2 separate regions of the Homo sapiens genome follow, and region 2 is linked to region 1. Evidence: read pairs that join two places in POLR2A ChIA-PET (ENCODE). Cell type or tissue: B cell. All regions are shown on one strand. Each heading gives the region's core, and the rest is flanking DNA. Links, peaks and the distances in the headings are about the cores only. Region 1 has its middle 24 kb from the start of PSEN2. Region 2 holds the start of ITPKB (inositol-trisphosphate 3-kinase B).

Region 1 (10,919 bases), core at 4,449-9,448:
TATGTTTACAATGGTCAAGAAAAGAGGAGATAAAATACGTAGTTAAATGTATCGTATTTTTTCATCTTTAAGTAGAACTTACTTTTCAGTTGTTGGGATGTCCATCACAAATATAAGTATGCACCTGTATACTTACGCATTATTATACAGTAAATTAAAATTTACATGCAGTGAAACACACAGCTGTATGTTGAATATACAAGATACATTTGGATTTGGATAAGTGTATACACCCACATAACCACCACCCAGACAAAATATATTCTGTCATCTGGAAAGTTTCCCAGTATTCCCTTTCAGTTAATCTTTATCCCCCCAGAGGAAACCACTGTTCTGATTTCTATCTTGTAGATTAACTTTCCCTGTTCTTAAACTTCATATAAATGAAACCACACAGTAGACATACTTTTGTGGCTGTCTTTTATATATATATATATATACACACACACACACACACACACATATATACACATATACATATATACACATATACACATATATACACATATATACACATATACACATATATACACATATACACACACATATATATACACATATACACACATATATACACACATATACACATATATACACATACACACACATATATACACATATATATACACACACACACATATATATATATATATTTTTTTTTTTTAAGAGACAGGGTCTCACTCTGTCACCAGTGATCACAGCTCATTGTAACCTTGAACAACTGGGCTCAAGTGATCCTCCTACCTCTGCACCTGGACCACAGGCGCATGCCACCACACTGGGTTAATTTTTTTCTTAATTATTATTATTTTGAAATGAGTCTCAGTCTTACTTTGTTGCCCAGGCTGGAGTGTGATGGTGCAATTCTAGCTCACTGCATCCTCTGCTTCCTAGGTTCAAGCGATTCTCCTGCCTTAGCCTCCTGAGTAGCTGGGATTACAGGCACCCACCACCACACCCAGCTAATTTTTGTATTTTTTAGAAGAGACGGAGTTTCATCATGTCGGCCAGGCTGGTCTCGAACTCCCGACCTCAAGGGATCCACCCACCTCAGCCTCCCAAACTGCTGGGATTACAGGTATGAGCCACCATGCCCGGCCTACTTTTCCATTTTTAATTTTATGTTTACTGCTTTTCTTGTGACTGCTCTGAGAAAATTTGTCCTATTCCAAAGTTATGAGAATATTCATCTAAATTTGTTCTAGAAGCTTTATAGTGTTAGCATTTAGATTTATGAAATAGGGGGGCAAGGTTTATTTTTTCCCGTACATTGATTCAATAGTTCCAGCACCATATTTGTTAATGAGACTTCCTCTCCCTATTGAATTATCTTGATATCTTTGTCAGAACTCAAGTGACCATCTATCTATGGACCCTCTTTTTTTTTTCTTTTTTGAGACAGAGTCTCGCTTTGTGGCCCAGGCTGGAGTGCAGTGGCACGATCTTGGCTCACTGCAACCTCCACCTCCCAGGTTCAAGCAATTCTCCTGCCTCAGCCTCGCGAGTAGCTGGGACTACAGGCGCGTGCCACCATGCCCGGCTAATTTTTTGTATTTTTAGTAGAGACGGGGTTTTACAATGTTGGCCAGGATGGTCTTGATCTCCTGACCTTGTGATTCCCCAAGCCCTGGCCTCCCAAAGTGCTGGGATTACAGCTGTGAGCCACTGCACCAGGCCTTGTAGAAATCTTAAAATCAGGTTCTGGCCAGGCAGTGTTGAATAGGAGCAAGAATAGACATTCTTGCATTTTTCCCGATCTAAGAGGAAAGCATTCAGTATTTCACCAGTAAGTATGATACATAGCCTTTATCAGAATAAGAAAATTATCTTATATTCCTGCATTTCTGAGAATTATTATGAATGAATATTGAATTTTGTCAAATGTTTTTCTGACATCTACTGAGATGATCATATGGTTTTTCATTATTCCATTCATAATTATATTGATTGATTTCCAGTATGAAATCAACCTTGCACTCCTAGGATAAACTCCTTTTGGACTTGAGGTATTGTTCTTTTTATATATTGCTGGATTCAAGTTGCTAATATTTTGTTAAAGATTGGTATGTCCATGTTCATGAGGAATATTGGTATGTAATTTTCTTTTCTTCTGGCATCTTTGTTCTATTTTGATTTCAAGACAGTTTTTTGCTGTTCTCATCAAACAAATTGGAAACTATTCCTTCCTGTTTCACTTTCTGAAAGAGTTTGTATAAGATTGGCATTATTAATTTGTCCTTAAATGTTTTAAAGAATTTACCAGTGGAACCATCTGGGCCTGAAGTTTTATCTGTGGGAAGGTTTTAAATTAGGAAGTCAGTATCTGTAATAGGCAATACCTATTAAAAGGGACAATTTAGATTTTGTATACTCTTGTGTCAGTTTTGATGATTTGTATTTTTCAAGGAATTTTCTCATTTCATCTAGGTTACTGAATTTAATGGCATGCCATTATAATAATATTCATTTTTTATCTTTTTGATGTCTGTAAGATCTATGATGATATCCCCCCTTTCATGCTGATATTGATAATTGATATTTTCTCTTTTTCTTCATAATCGGCCTTACTGGAGTTTATCAATTTTATTAATCTTTTCAGAGAACTAACTTCTGGATTTGTTAATTCCTTGTTTGTATTGTGTTCACTTCTGTTCTTATCTTTATTATTTCCTTTCTGCTACTTATTATGGGTTTAATTTGCTTTTCTTTTCTAGTTCTTAAAGTGAGGTTTGGATCATCATTTTAAAAATGTTATTCTTTTATAACACTGTAAGCATTTAGTGCTATAAATTTTACTCTAAGCACCGCCTTAGCTACAGCCCTTAAATTTGCTATGGTGGATTTTCACTCAGTTTGAAATATTTTCTAATTTCCCTTGTGGTTTCCTTCTTGTTCCATGGATGCTGTTTAATTTTCAAATATGTGGGGCTTTTCTAGTTATCCTAGTATTGATTTAATAAGAACCAATTGTTGTCATAAGAAAACATACTCTGTAAGATTAAAACTTATTCCTGTAATCCCAGCACTTTGGGAGGCTGAGGTGGGCAGATCACCTGAGGTCAGGAGTTGAAGACCAGCCTGGCCAACATGGAAACCCCGTCTCTACTAAAAATACAAAAATTACCCAGGTGTGGTGGTGTGCACCTGTAGTCCAGGCTGCTTGGGAGGCTGAGGCAGGAGAATCGCTTGAACCTGGGAGGTGGAGGTTGTAGTGAGCCAACATTGTGCCATTGCACTCCAGCCTGGGTAACAGAGGAAGACTCCATCTTAAAAAAAAAAAAAAAAAAAAAAAAAAAGGCCAGGTGCAGTGGTTCATGCTTGTAATCCCAGCACTTTGGGAGGCTGGGGCAGGTGGAACACCTGAGGTCAGGAGTTCGAGACCAGCCTGGCCAACATGGTAAAACCCTGTCTCTACTAAAAATGCAAAAATTAGCCAGGTGTGGTGGCGTATGCCTGTAATCCCAGCTGCTCAGGAGGCTGAGGCAGGAGAATTGCCTGAACCCGGGAGGTGGAGGTTGCAGTGAGCCAAGATCGTGCCACTGCACTCCAGCATGGGCAACAAGAGCAAAACTCCATCAAGAAAGAAAGAAAGACAGGAAGGAAGGAAGGAAGGAAGGAAGGAAGGAAGGAAGGAAGGAAGGAAGGTAGGTCAGTCAGGAGGGAAGTCAGGAAGGAAGGAAGGAAGGAAGGAAGAAAGAAAGGAAGAAAGGAAGAAGCCCCTCTAAAAAATGGAAATGGCAAGGAAGTAGATTTTTTTCCCTAGAGCCTCCAACAAGAGCAAGGCCCTGGTTTGGCCCAGTGAAACTGATTACAGACTTCTGACCTCCAGAGCTGTAAGGGAATATATGTGTGTTGTTTTGAGCCACTCAGTTTATGGTCATTTGTTATAGCAATCATAGGAAACTAACACATGTTTTGGCATCTGAAAGTGGGGTGTTGCTGCAACAAATACCTAAAAATCTGGAAGTGGGGTGCTGTTGTAAAAATACCTCAAAAATGTACCTGTAGTGCCAAGTATTTGGGAGGCTGAGGTGGGAGGCTCACTTGAGCTCAGGAGTTTGAGTCCAGCCTGGACAGCAAGACCCCTATCTCTTTAAAAAAAAAAATGGAAGTAGTTTTGGAATAGGGTAATAGGGCTGGAAGAATTTTGAGAAGCACAATAGAAAAAGCCTAGATTGCTTTAAACAGACTGTTATCAGAAATATTGATTTGAAAGATTCTGCCAGTGAGGGCCAGGAGGAAGTGAGAAACACAGTATAGAAAGCTTGTATCACCTCAGAGAATATCTATATTGTCATAAACAGACTGTTAGTAAACATGTGAACATTAAAGGTGCTGCTGGTGAAGGTTCAGAAGGAAATTATTGGAATTTGGAAGGAAGAGGGTCCTTGTTATGCAGCAGCAGAAACTTTTGCTGAATTGTGTCCTGAAGTTTTAGGAAAATAGAACTTGTAAGCAATGAACTTGGTATTTAGCTAAGATTTTCAAGCAAAGGGTTGAAAGCATAGGCTGGGTTCTTCTTGCACCTTATAATAAACTTTAACAGGTAAGAGATAAAATGAGGGAAGAGGCGGGGCATGGTGGCTCACACCTGTAATACCAGCATTTTGGGAGGTCGAGGCGGGTGGATCACGAGGTCAGGAGATGGAGACCATCCTGGCTAACACAGTGAAACCCCGTCTGTACTAAAAATACAAAAAATTGGCTGGGCATGGTGGCAGGTGGGGCCTGTAGTCCCATTTACTCAGGAGGCTGAGGCAGGAGAGCCACTTGAACCCAGGAAGCGGAGGTTGCAGTGAGCCGAGATCATACCACTGCACTCCAGCCTGGGCAACAGAGACAGAGCAAGACTCTGTCTCAAAACAAAAAAAAAAAAAAAGAAAAGGGGGAAGAAATGTTAAGCAAAAAGGAAGCAAGGCTTGATGATCTGGGAAATTCTCAGACTCTCCAGATTGCAAAAGATGTTAAACTTCCAGAGATACACTGTTAAGAAAGCGGGCTCTAGATTGAAGGCCAAAGGTATGGCTAGACAACCTTTTCTAGTGCTGAAGAGATCACATATGTGATTCATGGAGTCCCTCAACCGTTTTAGCAAAAGCCATGAATAGAGATCGAATGGTCTATGGAGGAGCCTTTTGTTTAATGGAGTAAATCTCTGTGACATACACAGGAGACCACTAAGGTTTTTGAGAGTATTATAACAGCAGCACTGTCAGCTTGGACTGAAAGGGATGGACAGAGAATGAAATGAAAGAAGACTGTCAGAGTCCCAAATTCTACAGGCAGGAAACAGGCTGATAAAACTGCTCAGCTGCAAACATATGCTACCGTTCCAGAAAAAGAAAGATGACTTTGAGGTGGGGTGCCTTGGGCCCAGAGGGTGGAGTCTCAAGCCACAGAGAATTGTTTCCAGGTCTTGAGACATAATGGAGTTTGCTCAGTTGGAATTCAAAATTGCTTGAGGCTAGTGATGACTCTTTTCCTTCCATTTTCTCCCTTTTGGAATGAGAATATCTACAACTGTTATCCTGTGCCTGTCATGCAATTATGTATTGGAAGCAAACCATTTGTTTTCTAGTTTTACAATTCCACAGATGGAGAGAGATTTTGCCCAGGATGGACCATGCCCAAAGTCTCCTCCACACCTGATTTAGATTATATGGGCAACGAGATTTAGAACTTTTGAGCTGATGACACTTAGGTAAGATTTTGGGCTTAAGTTGATGCTGTTAATGGGTTGAGACTTTGGGGGATGTTGGGACAGGGTGAATGTTTTTTGCATGTGGGATGGATGTACAAAAGGAAAGTATCTTAGGCCCCTTCAAGCTGGGAACCACTCAAGGCAAATCTGCCTCCCATTCTATTCAAAGTCATCCCTCTGCTCACAGAGATAGATGCATAGTCTGATTACCTCACATGGAAAAACTTATCAGAAACTCAAAAGAATGAACCATTTGTATCTTACCTATCTGTGACCTGGAAGCTCCTTCCCCACTTTGAGTCCTCCTGCCTTTGTTTCAAGTTGTCCCGCCTTTCCAGGCCCAATCAATGTACCTCTTACATATATTGATTGATGTCTCATGTTTCCCTAAAATGTATAAAACCAAGCTGTGCCCCGACCATCTTAGGCACATGTTGTCAGGACTTCCTGAGGCTGTGTCAAGGGCATGTCCTCAACCTTGGCAAAATAAACTTTCTGAATTAACTGAGACCTGTCTCAGATTTTCTGGGTTCACATTTGCTGAACCCACATTTCTGGGTTCACCATGGGGGATTCTGAGTGGAGATACCCCTGACCTTTGACGAATCTCCTATCAGTGCTTGGTACCAGCATGAGCTAACTTTATGGCCCAAACCAATAGGACAATTTGCTGAGGTCTGAGAGCATCTCCTCCAGAGAATCCCTGAGCTCCCAAAATTTGGTCAAGATCTAAAGTTTATTTCGTATTTTGTTGTACAGCTCCTCTTTTTTTTTTTTTTTTTTTTTTTGGAGTTTTACTTGCTTCCAAAACAAGGAAGGCAAGTTTTTCCTGCTTCCATGATGATGGAAGGCAGGTAACTCCTTTATGGAGTTTGAGCTTGCTTCCAACAGAGAACATAAGGTTTTTTTGTTTTGTTTTCCTGCTTCTAGGATGGTAGAGAGCAGTCTACAGCCTGAGACCCATCACTAGGTAAGAAACTGGTCTGGGATTCTGTCTTGCAAATTCCTTTTAAAAAATTAAAGTTAGCATTAACAACCAGCTGGTGTTAATTTCTGCTTACACTTAGAGCGCTCAGAAATCATAGCATTTGTGTGATCATTGTTAGATTTACTTCATGGTTTTGTTGTTTCTGTCTTGGTCAAATCCGAAGGGGAACTCTAAATTATGAGGAACAAGACCTTTAAAGTGGGAGAAAAAATGGCCAGCAAAAAAAAAAAAAAGAGGAAAGATTTTTGATTTTGACTACTAAATGGGCTTTATTTACATAACAAGGCCACCTTTTTGCCAGCCAGCCCGCCCAAACTGAAAGAGCAATGGTTGTACTTCTGAAATAGCAGCATTTTGTCCTAGCTGAAACATGGTAATAAGATTTTTAAAAAATTTTGTTAAGGAGCTCAATGGTTAAAACTCAGCTTAATTAGGCTGGTCGCGGTGGCTCACGCCTATAATCCTAGCACTTTGGAAGGCCGAGGCGGGCGGATCACCTGAGGTTGGGAGTTCAAGACCAGCCTTACCAACATGGAGCAATCTCATCTCTACTAAAAATACAAAATCAGCCGGGCATGATGGCGCATGCCTGTAACCCCAGCTACTCGGGAGGCTGAGGCAGGAGAATCGCTTGAACCCGGGAGGCGGAGGTTGCGGTGAGCCGAGATCGCGGCATTGCACTCCAGCCTGGGCAACAATAGCGAAACTCTGTCTCAAAAAAAAAAAAAAAAAAAAAAAAAAAGTCAGCTTAATTAAAAGGCTAACATCCAAGATGTATGTGTGCATGTGTGCATGTTTGTATTTGAAAGGCCTTCATGTTTTTGGTTTCAACATTTGTTTTTCTATTCTAAGACCTTGTCTTTTTTTGGAGTGCAAGTTTTTTTTTTCCTTTTCTTCTCAGTTGACTGAATTCTGTTTTCACCTGATTTTTTGACTAAAATAGCTATTGCAACAGAGGCTAGTCTTGGGTTTTTAAGGAAGAGTGTAGTTTAATTTTATGTTTAATTTGGCTCAGAAAAATTAAAAGCATCTCCCTCTAGCACCACCAGACTTTTTCTCTCTGTACCTTATGATGTACATTCCGCTCTTTGATTTTCACCTGAGCTGTTTCCTTTAATGTGCAAATTTAAGGCTATTTAGCTGACAACTGCCTAGGGTTGTAAAATAGGTTATCAAGGATCTGAAACTCTAAAATGGTGGGGAAGAAAGGGGGGCTGTTTATAAATCACAAAATGTACTTCCATCAGCATGTCTAATGTGTTTATGTGTTGTATTTATGTGTTGTGTACACGTTTCACTACTAAAAATACATGAGAGCTCTAATTAATTGGCTAAAAGAAAAATAAAAGCACTTAAATCAGATACTAAAAAAGAAAAGACTAGTCAAATGCTTTTTCAAGTTTATGTAACAAGTAAAATCTTTAATAAGCTAGCTTTAAAATTATTGGTAAAGTAACATTAGAAATTTCTTAAGAATTGCCACCAAACATTTTTCGTTTGCATTTATTAATCAGGCAATTTCATACTTATTTCTGCCAAATACTATAAAGGTGTTAAAATTTGGCATAGGGGTTACAAAACTATAAACCCAGCTCAAAACAAATGATCTTTGTGTAGTTTTTAATAAATAAGACATTGATATTGGTTTAATGAAAATAGCTGCATCTTAAATTTAGTAAGATTACCATACCTTCTAATCTTGTGGCTTTTAGGTAATCTAGTACACAGGGAGTAAGGAGGTTTGTTTTGGGAAAAGGCTGTTATTGCCTTTGTTTCAAAACTAAACTATAAACCAAATTCCTCCCAAAGTCCAGGAATGAACAGGCACAGCTTGGAGATTAGAAGCAAGATGGAGTTAGTTAGGTCATATCTTTTTCACTGCCTCAGTTATATTTTTGCAGTGGTGGTTTCATGACTATCACAGTTTTCATAAATAATCTAAGTAAACAATTAAAGTAAAATAAGTAAATGTAATGGAATAAATACTTGTAGGCAAACTTGTCATAGTTTAGAATATAAAATTATATATTATAGATATTTCATTATTTGGGTATTTTCTTTTCTTTTCTTTTCTTTTTTTTGAGACGGAAGTCTCGCTCTGTCGCCCAGGCTGGATGGAGTGCAGTGGCGCGATCTCGGCTCACTGCAAGCTCCGCCTCCTGGGTTCAGGCCATTCTTCTGCCTCAGACTCCCGAGTAGCTGGGACTACAGGCGCCCGCCACCACACCTGGCTAATTTTTTGTATTTTTAGTAGAGACAGGGTTTCACCGTGTTAGCCTGGATGGTCTCAATCTCCTGACCTCATGATCCGCCCGCCTCGGCCTCCCAAAGTTTTGGAATTACAGGGGTGAGCCACTGCGCCCAGCCTATTTGGGTATTTTCTAATAAATAGATATTGTAGGAAAACCAAGTGTGTCCTTTAAAAAAATAGGTGAATAAGTTTTGTCTAATTCAGTTTATTTAAAGGTTATGTATAAAACAAGGTAAAAGGAACCAGGAAATAAAAAAATATGTAAAGAAAGTTATAAAAATAAAGAGGTATTTTTTGCGGTTAGAAACCTTAAAGAGAAATAATTTTATATGAGAAAGAATCTTGTATGGTAAATTTAGTCCTAAAATAAAATGACTGGTTGTTTAAGAAGGAGGGATATTCAGGATAAATCAGGAAGTATAAGTGTCAGAGGCATGTGAACCAGAGCAACTCCATCTTGAATAAGAGCTGGATATAATGAGGTAGAAACCTACTAGGCTGCATTCCCAGATGGTTAAGGCATTCTAAGTCACAGGATGAGATAGGAGGTCAGCACAAGATACAGGACATAAAGACCTTGCTGATAAAACAGGTTGCAGTAAAGAAGCCGGCCAAAACCCACCAAAAACAAGATGGCCATGCTATCTTGCTACACTCTGACCAGCGCCATGACAGTTTACAAATGCCATGGCAACATCAGGAAGTTACCCTATATGGTCTAAAAATGGGAGGCATGAATAATCCACCCTTGTTTAGCATATCATCAAGAAATAACCATAAGAATGGGCAACCAGCACCCCTTGGGGCTGCTAAGTCTATGGAGTAGCCATTCTTTTGTTCCTTTACTTTCTTAATAAACTTGCTTTCACTTTACTCTACGGATTCGCCCTGAATTCTTTCTTGCACGAGATCCAAGTACCTTCTCTTGAGGTCTGGATTGGGACTCCTTTCCTGTAACCCAAGTATGTCATGAACAGTCAGTGTAAATCACAAGATGATTTATTTTTTAAAAAAATGTTAATATGGATCAAATTGTCATATTATTATCAAGTTTCGGTTTGCTTAGAAAAAAACTGAGAAAAAAATTTTTCTAAATTAAGGTTATTATATCCATGTACCTCCTTGTATGTGCTTTTAAAGTCCTTGTGACATTGAGTAACAGGGATTCAACTCCTGGGTCTAAAAAGGACACCAAGTCCTGCTAAATCTTAAACACTGACAGCCAATTAAAGCCCTATCTTCAGGCCCTGTAGAAGATGCCAATCAAAATAAACTGCATTCTTGAGACACAGGGCAAGAAATTAAAGCTATTCAACTCCTCAAGGCCCAGGGACTATCGCAGAAGAGGTGGGCACGTATGATTGTGAGGGCTGATTTTGAAAGGTAAAATAAGTTCAGGTTTTCTATAAATTAATCATTAATGTTAAAGGCACACAGATGCAAAACCAGCATATGGTCCCCTGTGTCAGATTAACAAGGGTTTTTTTTTTTTTTTTTTTTTTTTTTGAGATGGAGTCTTGCTTTGTCTCCCAGGCTGGATGGAGTGCAATGGCCTCATCTCAGCTCACTGCAACCTCTGCCTCCTGGGTTCAAGCGGTTCTTCTGCCTCAGCCTCCTGAGTAGCTGGGATTACAGGCACGTGCCATCACACTCGGCTAATTTTTATATTTTTAGTAGAGATGGGGTTTCACCATGTTGGCCAGGCTTGTCTCGAACTCCTGACCTCAGGTGATCCGCCTGCCTTGGCCTCCCAAAGTGCTGGGATTACAGGCATGAGCCACCGTGACTGCCCTAACAAGGTTTTCTTGAAGTATTAACCAACTCCTTAATAAAGGTTGTAAAGGTTATAAAAGGCTTATGGAAGCTATATCATATGGTCAAGATTAAAATTTTATAGATTATTTATAAAATTTTGAAAAACAAATTTAATTGGCTTCATGCTGTTTTTATTAGGGCTTATGATTTGGAAAATTAAGTCT
Region 2 (10,919 bases), core at 1,702-6,701, 110 kb before region 1:
GACGAGGTTTCACCATGTTGACTAGGCTGGTTTCGAACTCCTGACCTCAGGTGATCCATCCACCTCAGCCTCCCAAAGTGCTGGGATTACAGGCATGAACCACCACACCTGGCCTAGTTTTTGTTATTTTTTAATAGGAAGCACAGAGGCCTAACTTCCTAATGAGATCATATATATTTATGGTGTCTGTCAACCAAGGAGACTTGAACTGTATTTAAGATAATAGTTTACTCCTGGAAAAATGGATCAGGGCTGCTGTCTTCACCAGAAAGTTGGGGTGAATGAAGGGGGCCCAGTGAGAAAATGAAGAGCTGTCTGGCAGAACTTTAGCTAGTCAAATTTGACTACAAGGTCAAGGGACCAGGTCAGCAGATTCTTCCAGATCACCAAGGTAGCCCTCCACAGTCAGATGGACCAGACCCATGGGTCTGAAGGAGATGCTGATTGTTTCTGCTCCATGTTGTTTGGGACTGCCTGTAGCACCATCGTCACTTGGTTTGGTAAGTTAACACAGGAAGGGCAACCATCTTAGAACTGGTAATACAAAATCCCAAACAGGCAGCTGCCACTCCACTTTTCAAATTACCAAAGAGTTCATAGTTGGGTTTGGTGTGACTTTTGTTAACAATGAGCTCCCCTGATGGCTGAAAAATACATCTTTCATGATGCCAATTCTACCCAGTGAGGAAAAGAAAAATCACAGCAAGGCCTTGTCATGGAGTTGAGAGTACCATATGCATAAACCTACCATCCCAAGGTCTCCTCTCCCACCAAAATCCACAGAACCTTCTACCCTGAGGCTGCGATCACAACATGCTTTAGAAGACTTCCCAAGTTAATTCTGAACCACCTCCTGATTATCCAAAGTCTGTAGTTTTTTTTCCACCAAGATATAAAATTCTTTCCATTAAATACCTTAAAATTCTACCTTTAGATAACTAAATTGAGACCTGACAAAATAAAATAAGCCTAAACAATGTTGTCAATACTCCTAGGAATATAAATAAACTAGCCAGTACTAATCTAATCTGGAACTGCATTTAACAGGTATGTGCCAACAAAATCAGAAAAGTGACTCTGTAGCAATTCAGCACTTAAAAACAAAAATTCTGAAAATGACTTATGTAACACCTCAAATATATTTCTCTAAAAACACCGACTGACTGGTTTAATGTTTTCTTGTAGTACCTAAAAGCGGGTGAGTCTTGAGCTGTATGTTTTGCAAAGTCTAAGCATTTGCATGATAAGTAGCAACGCTTAGAATCAATCTCTCTTTGTCTGTATACCTCACCTTTACTTGAAAATGTTTTAAGCTGGCTGAATACTTTTATCTTTGATAAGACAAGGTCTTTGAAGTGATGTTTTGGCTCTGTGTGGGCAAGGCCTCAGTTTCTAGACTTCAGTATCTGAGGGGGGACAATGCCCTGCTTTTTGTTTTTAAACAGAATGAATCTTTTACTGTTCAGGTTAATGTTCTGGCATCCTACCAGCTGTCTCTACCACCAGACTAATTATTAATGATAATCTTAGGTATGGTACTGATGATTTATTTTGATGATACTTTTTCAGTATGAAATTACAAAGAGCCTTTCTTATGGCAAAGAGATAGAAGATAGGCAGATCAATCAATTGGTCTCAAGCAAAAGCACAAAAGTAAAAGTGCCCAGTTTTGGCCTCAGTGCCGGAAACCCACACCTAAGAAGTCTTGTCGCATTTTCTGATACCCTAATACAAACACTAGGCTTTAAATCAGATGTCTTCAATTACATAGTCACAGACAGAACTAGATGACCCCATGAGATCATTCCCATACAATACCCACATTTTCAGAGGAGAAAACTAAGCTAGAGAAGCAGAGCCCATGAGTGTGTCCTTGGTTCCCTTTGACTTTCTGAGTGTTTATTTCCTCATCCCCAAACAGATCAGTCATACCCAGAACCCAAAATAAATGACTCGGGGTCCTCCCAGATCTCAAAGCTGCTGAGCCCTTGCCAGAAAGATCCTCTCCATGTACCTGAGAGAAGAAGGGTACCCCATCTTCAGAAAACAGCATATGCAACCTGAGCTCATAACCCCACAAATCTGAGCTTTCAACATTCTCATCTAGAAAAGAATTTTCCACTTAAAAGTATTCACCAACAGATGCATTTTTTAAAGTGCCCCTCTAGGCTTTTAAATTTTAGTTTGGTTTACCCCAAACTAAAATTTTTACACACTTTTCAAAACCACATAAAACCATGTTAAACTGTTTGGATTTTTTACTATGTGTATGAGTTCGTTTTTCACTCAGAAAAAAAAAAGACAACAAAACTAGTCAACATCAAAAAAAAAAAAAAAAAAAGCGAAGGAAACAAAATTCCAATGGCCTTTAAAAAACAGTAAGCACCATGAAGCCAAGGGTTTTGTATTACACTTCTTTATACACCCCACAGGTAATTAGGCCAGTGTTTTTTGTTTTTGTTTTTTGTTTTGTTTTGAAACGGAGTCTCACTCTGTAGCCCAGGCTGCAGTGCAGTGGTACAATCTCGCCTCATTGCAACCTCTACCTCCAGTGTTCAAGCAATTCTCCTGCCTTAGCCTCCCAAGTAGCTGGGATTACAGGCGCCCGCGACCACGCCAGCTAATTTTTGTATTTTTAGTAGAGACGGGGTTTCACCATGTTGGCCAGGCTGGTTTTGAACTCCTGACCTCAAGTGATCCACCCGCCTTGGCCTCCGAAAGTGCTGGGATTACAGGCATGAGCCACCGTGCCCAGCGTTCTTTTGTTTTTTTTTTTTTTGTACATATAACTGACAGAACAATTTTGAAATAAATCAATAAAAATCTATTTTTAAAGTAAGGTACTTTTATATCTTAATACAACATTTTAAGCCTGGTGTCTCAATGGTCCAGATTCTCTTAAACAGAATTATATAGGGAAGTAAACAACCGCTGGTTAATTTTTAGTTGTCAGAAAGAACAAAAGATTGAGCACTATCCTTGCTCAGTGCAATTTGATTTTGTTCAGATCTCAGAGAACAGTAAGCATGAATGTGCCTGAATTTCAGCCATTGCACACTGGGCGTGTAATGCAACTATTTCTGAGCAAATTTCAAGTGTCTGATCCCTACTAAGCAGATATACTGTCACCCCCTGCCTGCACACCAAGTCATACACACTCATTCCTCAGCAAGGATGAAGAAAGCGCCACAGGAGGCCCGAAAGGCTTAACTCTGTGGGAAGGTAGGGCAGCACAGAAACAATCTCAGTGTCTAGTGTGGGTCTGAGGGCCAGGGGTTGGTTATGTGACTGGAACGCTGAACATGCCATTTCAGACCTGTGTGAGTGGGGTGAGCAAGGGGGAACCTGTGTGAGCATAGGAGGGTAAGTGTGAGCATGTGTGAGGGCATGTGTGAGGGCAAGTGTAAGCAAGTGTGAGCAAGCATGAGAGTGTGCAGCTATAGCGTTGTGCAGTAGCTGGACAGACACAGCAAAGTCCAGAAAAGAGAATGCTACATCAGTTTGGTAGAACCTCAGACAGAGCTGGTGGGGCTTTTATCTATCAAACACAGAAAGGCCCAGCCAAAAGACTCACTCCATCAAGATGTCTGGCCTTCTGTAGACAAAATATCTATTGCAGGTAATCAAGTGATTTTTGACCCAATGAGCTGATGTTTGGGTGTCACAGATAAGGCTCCAGCGTAACAATCTGTACAAGAAGAAAACTTTGCTTATCGTGCAAGCACTCAACCAAAGCTCAAAAGTCCCTAGGATCCCATAATTTCCAGTTGGTTACCCACCCTTACCCCCCTACACACACACACACACACCCACCCCACTTCCCACCAGTCTCATGTGATTCAGAGAGCAAAGCCGGCAGGGGATTTTTCCCTGGCTCTGCTCTGCGGGTGTCTGAAAACCTGTTTAAAGGTGGGAGGTAGACTGGACAACAGGCTGGCCTCGTTTCTACCTCTGGATATGTTCACTAACTTAAAAACACCACTTAACCCTCTGGTTTCTCAAATGGCATCGTTCTGGCAAATGGAAAAAAAAGTCACCTGTCGTTATTGATCTCCCTGTTAATTCTCTTCTAGACAAGAGCCGTTTTCAAACATCGGGACACAAACTGTTTTGACAACCAGCCAATAGAAGTTGCTAATCTACCACTAGAAAGGGTGAATGGACAGTCAGGGAACAAGTTAAAGTGACTTTGGCTGTTTCAGCTATGCTTCAGGAGTTCAAAAGCAACTGGGAGGGATGGGACGGGGGACCATCTCTTATTCAGTAGACCTCTAACTGCTGGGCAGAAAGAGAAATCTGGCCCATGCCTTCAGAAAGAAGTATTTCCCACCTGCCCTTGACCACCATCCCCTTCCAGGTGGACCGCTTCCCCCTCTAAAGGTGGTGCGCCTATGCCTGACAGCAGGTGCATAATGCCCAGGGGCCCTGTCCTAGCCACAAAATGCCAGGCTGATTGGGGCGATTTTGCATACACATTTGCCTCCAGATCATCAGCAAAAAGCAGAGTTTCATGAAAAGGAATGCCTGGTCTTCAAAAATCCAGACTGTGATTCGTGAATAGGGAATCAGAGAGGAGTATGTTTTGTGGTCCAAAATACCTTAGTGAAGAATGCAGAGTAGAAACATAAAGCTCCCAGTCGTGGTGGAGAAAGTTATTGAGGTACAGTGAAGAGTATTTGATATTCAAGATGAAATCGGAAGGCTACCTACTATAATAAAATGCAGACTTTCCCCCAATATAGCACAACCACCCCTGGCACACTGAACTAGGAAATTCCCCATGCTCTCTGGAAAAGCTAAGAGAAAGCCCAGACCTTTTCAGAAGTGCTAGCTTCAACTCCTATGTCTTCTGTAAGATACTCTGATCCTCCTAAGAGTAAAAGCAGCCTACAAGTTCGATTAACCATGTAATAGAAATAAACTCCTGTCTACTGCCATAACCAGAACAAGATGTCAGTGTGATGACCCAAACCAGAGGCACGTGAAAACATACCTGAAATGTCAACCTGTACCAACTGACATGTACATCCATTAGGAGGTACCTACTCCGGAGATAACACTCAGGTGCCTATGATACTGAAGAAACCATCTGCTTAGCTCAAAGTATGGTTTTCATTTAATTCATACATCAAACTGCACCTTGGTTACACTGACCACACAAATATTGCAATGGTCTGGCTTAACTTACTGAGGCTCAGTGATTCCTCACCCAGTTGACTGGCCACAACCACATCTACAGGTTTCAGGGTCCTGTCATAGATTCACATCACTCATTTTCCTGGCTTATTAGTAGAGGCTAACTTAATTTGATGATATCCTTGTCAATTTTCTTTGGCCTGAATGAAACACAGAGTTAAGTGTTTCACCTGATCAGACAAAAACTACACTCAGTAGCTCAGTTCACTATCTTTGGGGATTAGTCCAGAAGTTTTTGGTGACATTTATGAATATTATTTTCCCAAGAAGCGTGGTGACCTACATGAAATACTTTTAAAACTTGTTTTTTAAGATATGCATGGAAATAGTAGAAAGACTCAGATTCACTGTCCAAGCTAAAATGCATGGTCAGTGCCTCTGCTTCCACCTCAGCAAACACACCTGGACAGAATTATTCACTGTGACTGTCCCAGGGCCCTGGTCTGAGTTTTCATGACTGTGTAGAAAGTTAAGAAAAAGGGATGCATAGGGCATCAAAAGTCTGCTGAAATCAGCATGAGTTCTGGGCAAATCTCAGAGCAAGACTTACCACTCTAGGTTTCTGCTGGTCCAGGGTATGCAGGAAGGCTGAGTTGGGGTCCAGGGTGCGCTCAGGGTCACTGGAGATGTCCTCCTCTGAGTCTTCGTAGGATGAGGAGAAGCCCGTGGAGGAGGCCGAGGAAGAGGACAGTTTCCTCAGGGGCAGGTTGCCCCGAGGGCTTCCCTGCGTCTCCTCCAAGGCCCCATCCTCCTGGGTGCCCATGTCTGTAATGATGACAGCAGGTATGTTGCTGGGGCTGCAGGCCTTCCTCAGGAAAGGCTTGTCCGGATCTTGGGGTAGCAGCTCCGGACTTGGGAGGGCATCACTGTCCTGCCGCTGGCTTTCCCAAGTCCCCTCTGATTGCACCCCTGTGCCACGCGTCCAAGCCAAACCGGCTTTCTCCATGGTGCCCTGCCAAACCCTGGAGTTCCCAGGCTGCACACCCACCCTGTCCCCAGGAGGGCACTGAGGTTCTTTCAGATCTTTCGCAGCGTCCCAACAGGGCAAAGGCTCCAGCATTCTGCCAGAAGGAATTCCCGCCTCCACATTCCCGGTCCCCGGCTGTGCTGAGGGGCTGCCCCCAAGCAAGCCCAGCGTTGGGGACCCTCCCTCCACTCTGTCGGAGAGCTGCCAACGCCCCCCGCCCACGGGGGCCCCACTTCGGGCCTCCTCAGGGCCTACGGAGGCCAGGGCCCTGGGCAGCCTGGACCAGCTCAGGGAATCAGAGGACTCTGCGCTTTGCACGCTCACAGTCGTCTCCTCTGGCCTTTTGCCCACTTCAGGCTCCCCAGAGCCCGGCATGCCACAGGGCAGATATCCTTTCCCCATCTTCCCAGGGGGTTCTCCATCGCGGGGCCCGCCCCTTTCTGGGGCTGGGCTTGTCTCACTGCCCAGAAACTGCCCCTGCCTCTCCACCAGGGCCTCTGGGGGCTGCAGGTCCTCAAGCTCACGGGCTCTCCCAGACGGCTCAGTGAGGGCAAGATCCTGTGGACGGTGTGGCCCAGTGGATGTAACTCTCGCTGCCACTTCCGTGGCCATCGTTAAGCTAGCTCCGAACAGCCCCAATGAGGGAGCTAGGCAGCTCCGAGTTCCCGGGGTAGGAGAGCCCCTTTTGTCAATTTCCATAGCTGTGGGTGAGCCACAGCGGGGACTGGCAGGGATACCCTTCTCCATCCTTACAAAAGCGGATGGACCCTGAGCCTCTGATCCTGTAGGGGCAGCCCGGCCGGGAAGAGGTGGCATTCCTTTCTTCACCTGCGAGGAGCATAGGCTGGGCCCTCCTTTCCTCCCGGAGTCGGTTCCTGAAGTCTCTGGACATTGCTCCCCCCAGGACTTTGTCCTCCGTTCCTCGCTCCGGGCGCCCTGAACCAGGACCCTTCCAGGGGGCTGACTGCTGCTGCGGAAGGGGCACGGGGAGGGCGAGCGAGCCCTGCCCAAACGCGGGCTGCGGGGCGCTTGAATGGCGGAGCTCTGTGCCTGGATGTGCGCCTCAAACATGCCCACTTTCTGGTTCACCTGCACGTTCTGCAACTCGCGCTGCAAGATCCGCAGCTTCCTCTTGGCCTCCTCCGGCCCTGGCGGGGAGAGGGTACCGGCTGCCACCACCTGCTGCCGGTCCCCTCGCAGGCGACCAGCCCAACTTGGGCTGCTCACGCTACTGCCGCTGCTGCCGCTGCCACTGCCGCTGCTACTATTCAGCCTGCGCCGGCCGCTCCGCCAGCCCCCGGGGCTCCGGGGCTCCTCGGGGGACAGCGACTCGGCTGGGGGGAAGAGGAAAGAGGCGCCTCTCCCGGGGCTGAAAACGCTGCCGGGGCTCAGCACTGCCCTCCTCGGGGGCGGGGGCGTCTCGCTGCCACTGGGCCCCGGGCCGCCGCCGCTCTTCATCTCGTTGGCGCTATTCATGATCACCAGGCTATTGAGCGCATAGCAGTACACAGCCATAGTACTGGGTCCCGCGCTGCCCGCCGCCGCGGCTCCCGCTCCTGCTCCGCCGCCGGCGCCTCCTCCTCCCGGCGCTCCCGGCTCAGCCCCGGAGGCCCGGCAGCCGCGGCTCCGCGCGCAGATGGGGCGGCATGGCCTGGGCAGCGGGCTGGGGGCACGACCGCGGGCTCAGCCCCCGCCCAAAGCTCCATAAACAACCGTGCGGCTGTGGAGATACAAGGAGAAAAGTCAGGACCCTGGAGGGCGCGCGGGGGGAGTTGGGGGTCGCCTGCAGAACCCAGAGAGAGCCCCGGGAACACAATCTATCCGGGACCCAGCGCCACCGGACATCTCACCTATGGGGACGGCGAGGCTCGGCGAGGGCATGCCCCGGCTGCCTCGGTCGCCAGCGCGGTTTCGGGTGTGCTTCCCCGCCCCCCACCTCGCCCCAGGCTGCGATGCGCTTTATGAGGTCCCTTCAAATCCCAATCCTAATACTCGTCTCGCGGACCGGCGAGAAGCGAGGTCCAAGTCCTTGGCTCCTAAGTATGCTGTGTGCGGGGCGCGGCTGACTCAGCTCTCCCGGGCTGAGGACACCCCAGCCACCGTCTCCGGGTCTCCCCAGCCTGAGCAAACATTGGCTATCCAGGGCAACCCGGCAGCCCTCGCCCTGGGCTTCAGGGTCTCCCTGCTCCACCCTCTCGGGGCATCAGAGACCGACCGGCTCGGAGGGAACCTAAGCGGGACCTGCCTTGCCCGAGCCGCTGCCAGCGCCCGGATCTGGGAGGGCGCCCGCGTGCCCGCCGTTTACCTTCCTGACCCTAGCCTTGGGGCTGTGTCTCTCGGCCTACGAAGGCCTGGGCGGGCAGCGGGGCCGCAGCCGAAGCATTTTTCAGGGCTAGCCTTGTCGCCTATCCCTAGACAAGTGTTTTGTGAGTGTGGGCGCACCGAGGTTCTACACGTTCTCTTTACCGGAACCAGTACTTGCTGCCCCCCTGCCGTCGTCCCCTATGGGGGGGTGTCTGTGAGTGTGTGTGTATACACGCGTGTGTGTATACGCCGCACGCGCGCGGAGCGAGTCCGCTCTCAGCGCGCCCTGTTGCCGAGGACGCGACTGCCCCTGCGGGCTCCCGGACCCGCGCCCACTCGGAGGAACTTAGGGGCGTGCATGGCTGCAGCCGGGCAGCAGCCCTAGGTGCACAGAGCCTCTAGCTCTGCAAACCTCCCAGGAGCCGGCGCTCTAACACCCCAGGGCAGCGCCGCGGAGCGCAGGGCTTCTCCGCATCCCGGGCAGCCTCGCCCGGCGCCAGCAGAGCCGCCCCGAGACCCCAGCCTGGGGACTCCTGGAGCGCGCTGAGGGAGGCGGCGCGGAGTGAGCGGCCCGGAAGGCGGGTAGGAGAAATGCGGAGACCTCGTCTCTCCCTATTTTCTCCCCACCGCCACTCCATGTCACCCTCCAAAATCAAACCCCCTTCCCTGCCTCCCCAGCCCACCCCTTTGCCCTGTTTCGGAACCAGGAACGCCGAGATTCGCTCCAGAGCAGAAAGTGAGGGAAAAGAGGGTTGTTCAGAGGCGAGAGCCATTAAAAGGCCGCCAAACTTACCTGCAGTTTCTCAGATTCTCAGGTCCTGTGTAGACTACATGCCCAGAGGCGCAAACCTCGTAGGGACGAGATGGCTTTAAAAGTAAAAATGCTCAGAAATTATTTTCTCACAAGCTATGGAAGACAAAAAAGAGGAGTGCGAAAGAGGGGGGAAAGCTCTTCGGTTCAGGGGCCCGGCGATCCCGGCAGTGGCGACGCCAAGCCGGCCCTGCACGCCCTTTTCGACCGTGGAGATACTGCCCCTGTCAGTGTCTGCTCCGGGCTACTTCAGTGTTTGTTCAATGCACGATTAAAAAAAAAAAAAAGAAAGAAAGAAAAGTTGTTGGGGGGGGGGGTAGTGGAGGAGGGAGGAGGGAGAAAGGCGGAGGCTTGGGGGAGGAAAGCAGGAAGGAAGTTGTGAGCCTGTCTGGGGTTGAACTCAGCGGAACAAGTTTTTCTTTTCTTCTTTTTTTTTTTTTTCTATTGCTTGGCAAGACGAGGGAGGGAAACACTTAAAAAAAAGTTTCCATTGTTAGCTAACAACAACAAAAAAGGCTTTTAACTTCTGCGGTTTAAAGATATACAATTCATTTTCCACCCCTCAATCGAGGCTTGCTGATGTGTCTAGCTTTATGAAACTATTTTTGAAAAATGTTTTTAATAAAGTTTTGAGTGTATGTCTTAAACAAAGCAAATCATGGGGACCTTTTTAGCATTTAAAAAAGGCTACAATCCTGTATAAACAGTTTGTGTTCTTGTACACAGTTCTGCAAATTCAAAGAAGGTACATTGAGGTCACCTTCCTGCAGAGTTGCAGGTTTTAAGTGCATCACAGTAGTATTTTGGAAGACTGGTTGGTCTATGAGCTGGGGATGGTTTTGCAGTGCAATTGGTAGATATATAAATACACCTTTACATGTCACATTTATTTATAAATGCACACGGCACATGTGACATTCGCATATTTTTGCACTTAATTCTCAGAATTATTTTAAGAAAAAGCATAGTCCTGAAACTAAGAAGGCTTGGGTAACGTCTGAAACCCCTCTTGCTCCTGTAGACCCTTGTAGACTGTCTCCTGTAGACTGGATCATTTTCAAGAAACTTTCTCCCCTACTATCAGCAAAAAAGGGAGAAAGAACATCAGCCAACATTACTGGGCAGGGGATCCTACCCCTTCTAAGCCCTGGCACTGCCAGTGTGTTTTACATAATTCTCTAAATCTTAAACTACAGCATTTAGTGAAAGGAGGGAAAACACAGCTGCACGGCTCAGGAGACTGAAACATCCAAAGCCTGAATTGGTCCTTATATCATGATTAGCTGAAATTCAGATGGAAATTTTGACTTTACTTGTAGCACACAGATCTCTTGCTTGTTTATGTAACAATACTGTTAAGTGAGCAAAGCAACCTGCTGCTCCATCAGGAAGAGGCTCATGCTAAATCTGAAATCAAGAGATCTTCTAGCCAAGAATACCTGAGAATCACACACTGTTGAAAACTTTATAATTTTTAAAAATTAGAAATGGAAGAATTGAACCTAATTACCCTCCTACCCTCAATGGGGCTTTTTTAAAAAAAAGCCCAATCCCAGAACTTTGGGAGGCCAAGGCAGGCAGATCACAAGGTCAGGAGTTCGAGACCAGCCTAACCAACATGGTGAAACCCTGTCTTTACTA

What was found. Peaks named below come from ENCODE experiments on the same cell type or tissue, not always from the same donor. Only the 100,000 strongest peaks of a DNase experiment are listed, where the experiment ranks them.
Region 2: POLR2A ChIA-PET joins it to region 1 with 12 read pairs; 4 of 35 experiments call an interaction of 5 or more read pairs at or near these places.

What each region holds. Positions count from the first base shown.
Region 1 is chr1:226,841,571-226,852,489 of GRCh38, forward strand. No RefSeq gene overlaps it. Among named protein-coding and RNA genes, the nearest start is that of PSEN2, 24 kb to the right of the region's middle. RefSeq lists an enhancer at 9,320-10,054. In B cell, for the core only: no CTCF peak of the experiment used is centred there; no DNase peak of the experiment used is centred there.
Region 2 is chr1:226,729,781-226,740,699 of GRCh38, forward strand. ITPKB (inositol-trisphosphate 3-kinase B) reads right to left here and starts at 9,502. Exons shown (of 8, transcript NM_002221.4): 1 at 9,261-9,502; 2 at 5,747-7,883. The coding sequence starts at 7,678. RefSeq lists silencers at 7,379-7,828, 8,799-9,038 and enhancers at 8,136-8,635, 9,259-9,508. In B cell, for the core only: no CTCF peak of the experiment used is centred there; a DNase peak (open chromatin) is centred at 3,781; H3K4me3 peaks cover 3,024 bases; H3K27ac peaks cover 3,423 bases.